Linked DNA regions of Homo sapiens: regions 2 and 3 are each linked to region 1. Evidence: chromatin contacts called from ENCODE Hi-C or POLR2A ChIA-PET data. All regions are on one chromosome and are shown on one strand. Each heading gives the region's core, a stretch centred on a gene start or an enhancer-like site at or near the end of the contact. The rest is flanking DNA. Distances are from core to core; before and after follow the strand shown. Region 1 holds the start of SKA3 (spindle and kinetochore associated complex subunit 3). Region 2 overlaps CRYL1 (crystallin lambda 1). Region 3 holds the start of CRYL1 (crystallin lambda 1).

Evidence for each region. Hi-C counts contacts between places; a loop is a spot of excess contacts on that map. ChIA-PET counts read pairs that join two places held with the same protein, here RNA polymerase II (POLR2A). Pooled maps may share reads with other maps.
Region 2: a map of naive thymus-derived CD4-positive, alpha-beta T cell shows a loop between it and region 1 (8-fold over the local background). The contact joins the enhancer-like site here to the promoter of SKA3 in region 1. A Hi-C loop is called at or near these places in 1 of 168 maps with a recorded cell type or tissue (naive thymus-derived CD4-positive, alpha-beta T cell) and 6 of 50 pooled maps. POLR2A ChIA-PET finds 5 or more read pairs at or near these places in 4 of 52 experiments (A673, activated CD4-positive, alpha-beta T cell, activated CD8-positive, alpha-beta memory T cell and 1 more).
Region 3: a pooled map shows a loop between it and region 1 (19-fold over the local background). The contact joins the promoter of CRYL1 here to the promoter of SKA3 in region 1. A Hi-C loop is called at or near these places in 1 of 37 single-sample maps with no recorded cell type and 9 of 50 pooled maps. POLR2A ChIA-PET finds 5 or more read pairs at or near these places in 3 of 52 experiments (HEK293, activated B cell and activated naive CD4-positive, alpha-beta T cell).

The regions. Positions count from the first base shown.
Region 1 is chr13:21,175,220-21,177,875 of GRCh38, reverse strand. SKA3 (spindle and kinetochore associated complex subunit 3) reads left to right here and starts at 1,324. Exons shown (of 9, transcript NM_145061.6): 1 at 1,324-1,501. The coding sequence starts at 1,399. It overlaps MRPL57 (mitochondrial ribosomal protein L57), which reads right to left and starts at 1,218. Exons shown (of 2, transcript NM_024026.5): 1 at 1,159-1,218; 2 at 1-964. The coding sequence starts at 959. The coding sequence ends at 651. RefSeq lists enhancers at 749-1,068, 1,084-1,806, 2,529-2,656.
Region 2 is chr13:20,475,234-20,477,889 of GRCh38, reverse strand. All of the region lies in intron 3 of CRYL1 (crystallin lambda 1), which reads left to right. Among named protein-coding and RNA genes, the nearest start is that of MIR4499, 43 kb to the right of the region's middle. RefSeq lists enhancers at 1,465-1,514, 1,585-1,784. Within about 2 kb of position 1,314, at least 9 of the 41 ENCODE cell types and tissues checked have a DNase peak (open chromatin) inside an H3K27ac peak, as active enhancers do.
Region 3 is chr13:20,524,533-20,527,188 of GRCh38, reverse strand. It overlaps CRYL1 (crystallin lambda 1), which reads left to right and starts at 1,332. Exons shown (of 8, transcript NM_015974.3): 1 at 1,332-1,435. The coding sequence starts at 1,395. RefSeq lists an enhancer at 817-926 and a silencer at 1,107-1,656.

The DNA.
Region 1 (2,656 bases), core at 75-2,574:
CACCTCAGCGTCCCAAGTAGCTGGGATTGCAAGCCTGCACCAACATACCCAGCTAATTTTTTTTGTATTAGTAGAGACGGGTTTTATCACCTTGGCCAAGCTGGTCTTGAACTCCTGACCTCAAGTGATCCGCCCGCCTTGGACTCCTAAAGTGTTGGGATTACAGGCGTGAGCCACCGCACCCGGCCTCTTTTACTTCGCTTAAATGTCCAATTTTAGTAGTAAAATCCCGGAAAATGTTTTTAGGAGTATGTTTAACTGAAAAGCTCATATTTTCTTTCATTTTTGGGCAATTCTTAAGGTAAGCAAACTAATGTTGCATGATAAAGCCCCCATCAAGTATCTCATACTTAAGCAAAGACCTCAAATCATTGTGGCTTTATTGCAGCTTTCCTTCAAAATATCATCTGTGACTGAGGAAATCCCTATCTTCCTATCAGACTAATGAAACCACAGGACAGCAATTAGACTTTTAAGTATTGGGGGTTTAGAGCTCTAGATATTCGATATGCAGACTACTCATGTTTGTTTGTTTTAATAAAGACTGGTCCAAAGGCTCATTTTCACACAAGCTACAGTTTTTCAGTTCCAGGACCAGGTAAAGATGGTCAGCTCCGTGATCCATAAAATCCAAGGGTGACGACTCAGGATTAGGACCATTTCTTGGTGACATTGAGATGGTCGAGCTGGTCCGCAATGAATCTATGCGGGGGGAACTTGGAAGTGGCGGCCGCCTTTATGGCCTCGAAGGCCTCCCTCCTGCGCACCGCGGCGTGGCCGCGCTCCTGCTCCCGGGTCATGTAGGGCATGCTCAGCCAGTAATGGTTCTCCGCCTCGATCTCCAGGCGGCGGATCATGTTCTGCTTGGCGCGCAACGACACGAACCGCGGCCGCCGGTGCTTCCCGATCCACTGACGGCCGGGAATGCGGCCGCGCCAGAGGAGCGCAGTCAGGAACATGGTGCCTGCGGAAGAGAGGGACGGGCTTTGCGGAGGCGAACTGGCGCGGCCGGACCTGGAGAGAGCAGCGGGCGCGCGCTCCAGCTCACGCCTACGGGAGTTCCCGCACCGCCTCCCCTCCAGAGAAGCGGGGAGCCCAGGTAAGGCCAGCAGGCGAAGAAGGAGCTCCCTAGAGAACCGAATTCGCACAGCTACTCACCTGCCGCGCTGCTCAAGACTCTGCGTCTCCGCGGCCGCCAGCAGACGCCGTGGCGTAAGCGCACCCGTCTCGCGGGGTCTCCTGGGGCCTCGGCGAGAGACTTCGGCTCTCGCGAGAGAGGACTGCGCCTGCGCAGAGCCGAGGACGCGTCCGGCGCCGAGATTCAAACTAGTGGCGGGAGGCTGTGAGCTGAGCGGTGGGGTCTGCGTACGCCTGGAGTCCTTCCCCGCTGTGCTCAGCATGGACCCTATCCGGAGCTTCTGCGGGAAGCTGCGGTCTCTGGCCAGCACGCTGGACTGCGAGACGGCCCGGCTGCAGCGAGCGCTGGACGGAGAGGAAAGCGGTGCGTGAGGCGGGCGGCCAGGGCACGGTGCGTGGGGTGCGCCGCGGGCGGAGGGGCGTGGCGAGTGGACGGTATGTCCCACGGGAACCGCCAGGCACTGACGGCGTGGACGGCTGCCACCGAGGCGCAGGGCGGGTGCTGCGCGTCTCACTGCTCGGCGTTTGGCGTTAGCGTAGCTCCCGGGCCTGTTTATGGTTTATTCCTAGGAACCCTTGTCGCGTGTCCGTTTTAGACCCATGTACAACCCCACGGCTCTCTTGAGATAATGAAAGTAGCACTATTACGTTATAAACAGAGACAGCAGCACTTAAGAATAAGAACCTAAATTAACAGATTGAGCTCATAATACATATACTAATTTATACGTGATATGCTTTCGTCACATACAATATGTGTGCTTGTCAGTAAAATACCATGTAAACCTAAACAGTTTCTCTTAGAATCAAGCTATTTAACGTTCTTTACACAATACTTTACACATATAGTGACTTTTTTCTCACTCACGTGGTCCACAGTTGCAGTAAACCTCTGTGTTTTTCCCGCTAAACCATGTTGCCAACACAAACACTAGTACTCAACAGTGCTGGGGTTTAAAAAAATATGTGTATATAAATAAAGCAAAATTCACCATTCCCCTTTTTATTAGAGATTTTTTAAATTGTTGAAAAAGTAGTTCAGATTTTGGAATTATTTCATAAATGTCATAATTGTAATGTGCTTTAAAATATTACACCCTGCAGACTACTTTTACTTTAATTATATAATGAATGATCTCCAGTCACTTGAAAATGTCTATTTCTGCCCGGCGCGGTGGCTCACGCCTGTAATCCTAGCACTTTGGGAGGCTGAGGCGGGCGGATCACAAGGTCAGGAGATCGAGACCATTCTGGCTAACACGGTGAAACCCCGTCTCTACTAAAAATACAAAAAATTAGCCGGGCGTGGTGGCGGGCGCCGGTAGTCCCAGCTACTCGGGAGGCTGAGGTAGGAGAATGGCGTGAACCCGGGAGGCGGAACTTGCAGTGAGCCGAGATCCGCCACTGCACTCCAGCCTCGGCGACAGAGCAAGAGTCCGTCTCAAAAAGAAAAAAAGATTTGGCCGTGCACGGTGGCACACGCCTGTAATCCCAGCATTTTGGGAGGCCGAGGTGGGTG
Region 2 (2,656 bases), core at 65-2,564, 700 kb after region 1:
ATAGTATTATATATTATCATATAATATATATTATACTATCTATATACTATAGTATATTATATTTTAGTATAATATATAATAGAATACATAATGGAATATTATATATTATCTATTATACAATTATATATTATCTAGTATACAAAATAATATATAATATAAAAATAATTTTTTAAAATTTATTATATATATTTTTAATATATTTTTAAAAATATTTTTATATATTTAATTTTAAACATTATTAAATGATAATATGTAATATTAAATACACCATGGAGCCTGCCTGTATATATACCTACTGTGTGTCAATCTCTTACTATGGGCCAGGTCCTGTGCCGCCCATTTTATGCAAAATGACCCACTTCAGTCCTCAGGACGCCCATGTAAAGTGGGTGCTAGTATTTATTCCATGCCATGCCCGCTCTCCAACCCCAATCATTGTTGCCTGCACACCTCAGGAATATTTTTGATTGTTTTACCTACTGCTATTTCTCCAACACCTAAAACAGTGCCTAGTTTATACAAATATTATATATATATATAAATTAATTACTTAAGATTTTTAGAGTCAAGGTCTTGCTCTGCTGCCCAGGTTGGAATGTAGCTGTGTGATCATAGCTCACTGACGTCTTGAACTCCTGGGCTCAAGCGATCCTCCCACCTCAGTCTCCCGAGTAGCTAGGACTACAGGCATGTGTCACCACACCCAGGTAATTATTTGTTGCTGTTTTTGAGACGGAGTCCCGCTCTGTCGCCCAGGCTGGAGCGCGGTGGCACGATCTTGGCTCACTGCAAGCTCTGCCTCCCGGGTTCATGCCATTCTCCTGCCTCAGCCTCCCGAGTAGCTGGGACTACAGGCGCCCGCCACCACGCCCGGCTAATTTTTTGTATTTTTCGTAGAGACGGGCTTTCACCATGTTAGCCAGGATGGTCTCGATCTCCTGACCTCGTGATCCACTCGCCTCGGCCTCCCAAAGTGCTGGGATTACAGGCGTGAGCCACCGCACCCGGCCTACACCCAGGTAATTTTTTAGTAGAGTCGAGGTCTCACTGTGTTGTCCAAGCTGGTCTTGAACTCCTGGGCCTAAACAATCCTCCAGCTTGGCCTCCCAAAGTGCTGGAATTGCAGGCATAAGCTACCTCGCCCTGCTGAGCCTGCGTTTTTAAGAGGTATGAGGCATAAGCGGGAATCTGGGAGCTTCATGTTAATGAAAAGTAAGGGACACCTGCAGAACTCGGTGCTGGCCCTGCTGCATGTTTTTCTTCCGGCTTGGGCTCCCTGCTGCTCACCTAGCGGTATCAGCACGCTGGGAGCATATCTGCTGACGCAGAGCTGCCTTGCTGTGTTTATTTTCATTTGAAAGTCAATATTCAAAGACTTGTTGCCCAGTAAGTCTGTTTGAACCACTGGGGGAAATCAAAAGGTTTCTTTCAAGGGGCGGCCTTTCACCTCTTATGGGTCTGGTTGACCTGTATCAGTCCCTGCTGCCCAGCAGAGACCTTCCTGCCTTTCGTTTTTCCTTTTTTTTTTTTTTTTTGAGATGGAGTTTTGCTCTGTCACCCAGGCTGTAGTGCAGTGGCGCGATCTTGGCTCACTGCAGCCTCTGCCTCCCGGGTTCCAGTGATTCTCTTGCCTCAGCCTCCTGGTAGCTGGGATTATAGGCACATGCCACCACTCCCAGCTAATTACCTTCCTGCCTTTCAGAGGCCCTGGCGTTCAGCAAGTATCGCATTGCACATTTGTGTGTGGGAAGACACCTGGGACACTGGAGTAGCTATTTCTGTTGTTTTGGCAGAGGAGGCTGCTACTGTGGTTTCCTCTGAGAGACCTACTGTGGTTTCCTTCCTTCCTGCCGCGTGCGCAGGACCTGCCCCGGAACTGCCGTGTGCGTGGGGCAGGTGACACAGGCCAGGATGAGGCTGTGGCCTTCCTGGAGCAAGTCCACTTTCCACTGACTGAGTACACTTACACAGCCTTCCTTTAACAGGCTCTCTGCCTGTGATTTGTGGATATGTCACCGGGACTCGTCCTGCGGCCTTTTGCTTCTTGCTTTGCTCGCGTTTGAAGGCACTTGCTATCTTGCCATCCTAGTTGGTAGGTGGTGGGTGGGAATCTTCCGCTGAAAGGGTCCCTGGTTTCTCTGAGCCTGGCCAGAGCCAGTTGCACAGCATCAGGTGATTCCCCTCTGTTCCCAAGGCCTCCTGAGGCTGATATGGCTCTTCTTTAGTCTTGGCCTATGACCCGCAGCTAATGGGAACTACTGTGCATCCATCCCTTACCATGGACCAGGTCCTGTGCCACACTCTTAACACAAAATGACCCACTTCAGTCCTCACGACACCCCCGTAAAGTGGGTGCTAGTATTTATTCCATGCCATACCCACTCTCCACCCCCAATCATTTTTGCCTGCACACCTCAGGAATATTTTTGATTGCTTTATCTACTGCTGTTTTTCCAGTACCTAAAACAGTGCCTGGCATGAGGCAGGAACTTAATAAACATTTGTTGATGACTGAATGGATTATCTGTTTAGAAATGACAGGATAAAGATCTCACCCCAGAGCCCAAAGGTGGAATCAGCCTTTGGGCCAGGTCGCTTGGACTCCAGCTGGAACCTGCATGCCTGCCACCCCTGCCAGGGAGGGAGAGACACGGGG
Region 3 (2,656 bases), core at 83-2,582, 650 kb after region 1:
GATAAGTTTTTTAATTTTTTGGTAGAGACAGGGGTCTCGCTTTGTTGCCCAGGCTGGTCTTGAACTCCTGGCCTCAAGCTATTATTTACTACTCAGCTTCCCAAAGCGCTGGGATTTCAGGCATGACTTTGCAGGGAGCAGCAAACAAGCCAGTCTGCTGCCCCCATAGCCTCCGGTAGTGAGCAGTCACAGGATGCTCACTCCCTGGGTGCCTTGATTATTATATTGGCTGCCTGTGTAACTGACTACAGAAACTGCTCCATCAGAAGATGGAAGCTTTGGAGCCTTGTATTCTCAGCCAGAGCAGGCGCGGTTGCTCAGGCTAGCGGCTGTCTCAACAATGTACTGTAACATTCCCTCCAAAAAGTCCTCAACATTTAAGCTTGCCTTCTACTGTGTGTAAGTTGCATGTCCGAAACACTCCATTACGGATATGGGAATATAATCAATCCATGTGACTTAGCCAATCTGATGAGTGAGAGATGACTTATCTTCCTTGTGTTACTTTTCATTTCTCTTGAGGTTGAATACTTTACAAATATTTATCGATAATTTGTGAAACTGTTCTTTAAAAAACAAAACAAAACAAAAAAACCTAACCCCTCCCCTGAGATTTCTCTTTCCACGTTCCTGACTCAGGGGAAACAAAGGAAGACTTCCTTTTATCATCTCAGTGTTGGCTGCGGTTCCAGCTTGAGTACTGTCTCCTCTGTCTAATGACTGTGTCATTTCCCGTTCAGCTTGTGCTGTGTGGACGCACACCACTGTCAGGCAATGTGTGATGCCCCTTCCTCTTGGTCTGTTCCGGGCTCCAAGAAGGCCAGGAGTCAGGGCACGAGGGCATTTCCTTTTTCTGATACATAAACCGAGTGCAGAGTGTGCTCCGTGGAGGAATTCAGACGTGTCCTTCCGTAGCGCAGATGAACGCATCAGGTGTTCTCTTTCACTGCTGTCGCAGTCCCTGCGCCCAGTTCGCAGTTGGCGGCAGCGGCAGGCGTCTTTCAGAGACGAATTAGCAAAGGGGACATTCTCTGACAGTTTCTCTAGGGTGCTTTAGCGCTAGAGCCCGTGCCAGCCTGCCCGTGTCCCCTCCTATAGACACGGACTTCACGGTGAATGCTGACAGTCACAAGCGCGTGGTCTTCCCGCTTTCCACCCCCCGACGTGCCCCCGCGCTGGTCCTGCCCCTGCCCACGAGGGTCGGCGCGCCGTGTGTCTCCCGGTGTCTCGGGCCCGCGGCGCGCACCCCACTCAGGGACCAAGCGGCCCTCCCCGCCCTCCCGGTCCGCGCGCGCAGCCAATGGGCGCGGGACCCGCCCTCCCCGGAGCCCAGAGCTCGCAGCTCCGCCGGCGCCTGGTCCCAGCGCCCGCGGCGCCGCGTCCCCGGCCCAACCATGGCGTCCTCCGCGGCCGGCTGCGTGGTGATCGTTGGCAGGTAAAGGGCTCCGAGCCGCGCTGCTGCCCCTGGAGCCCGGGGAGACGCCGGGGACGTGGTGCCCTCGCGTGGGGCCCTCGGGGTGGGCGCCGGGTCGCTGTCCCCGCCCCGGCCTCCGGTCCTCCGAAGCCCTGCGCCCTGCGGCCCCTACGGCGCTGGCGGGCTCGGGGAGAGGCGCGGCTGGAGGGGCTTGGCAGGTGGAGGCGCCCCGCGGAGTTGGGTCTGCTTCCCGGGAGCCAGCGTTGCAGGAGGTTCCGAGGTTGACCGCCCAGGCCGCGGGGCCTGCGGTTCCTGGACTCTGTTGAATGTCGCCGCGTCTGCCCGCAGGTCCACATAGAAGTGCCAGGCACCGTGTTGAATGAAACGAATTCTGGCTGCGATCCTGCGACGACTGTGTTCTCATCCCCATTTTACGAATGAGAATACTGAGACTAAGCAGTTTACCTAAGGTCACAGGCGTTTAGTGACGGAGACAGGACTAGCCCAGCAGGGAGGGTGCCAGCGCAGTCCTGTCGGCGACGATGTCGCTGGAGGCCGCAGCAGGTGTTAGGCGAACATACACGCAGTCCTAATTCCTGGGCGAGGCGATGTTTCCAGAGGGGAGGTGGGGGCCGATGGAGCCCAGAGAGTTTGCTAAGTGTGTCCATTTAACAGCTTAAATTCTGCCCAAACTGATTTTTAGTGTGTGCTTCCCCCACCCCGCCCCCCACCCCTACGGTTACAATCCTTGCTATTTTTGTTTTTTAAAAAGGGGCATTTGTATGTACCTTTCTTTGGCCAGCTGTTAGCAGCAATCTATAAACATGTTAATACTTGCTATTGATAGTTAAAAGCACCTTTTTGGTGACTGCTGTTGAGGTGTTGGCCTGCCCCCGACTCCGCCCCCCATCAGTGTACAACCCGGTGTGGAGACCACTTCCAATGTCAGGGTGTTTCCTTCCCACTGAAGGAAGGCATCAGATTCCTTGTTGTCAGCTTTCTTTTCTCCAGAGCAGTGGAGTTAACTGTGCCTTTGTTCTTTCTGGCCCATGAGTGCCCGTGGTTGAATAGTGAAGGCATATTAAAAAGTGCACTTTGGGCCGCGCGCGGTGGCTCACCCCTGTAATCCCAGCACGTTGGGAGGCCGAGGCAGGCGGATCATCTGAGGTCGGGAGTTCGAGACCAGCCTGACCAATATGGAGAAACTCCGTCTCTACTAAAAATACAAAATTAGCCGGGCGT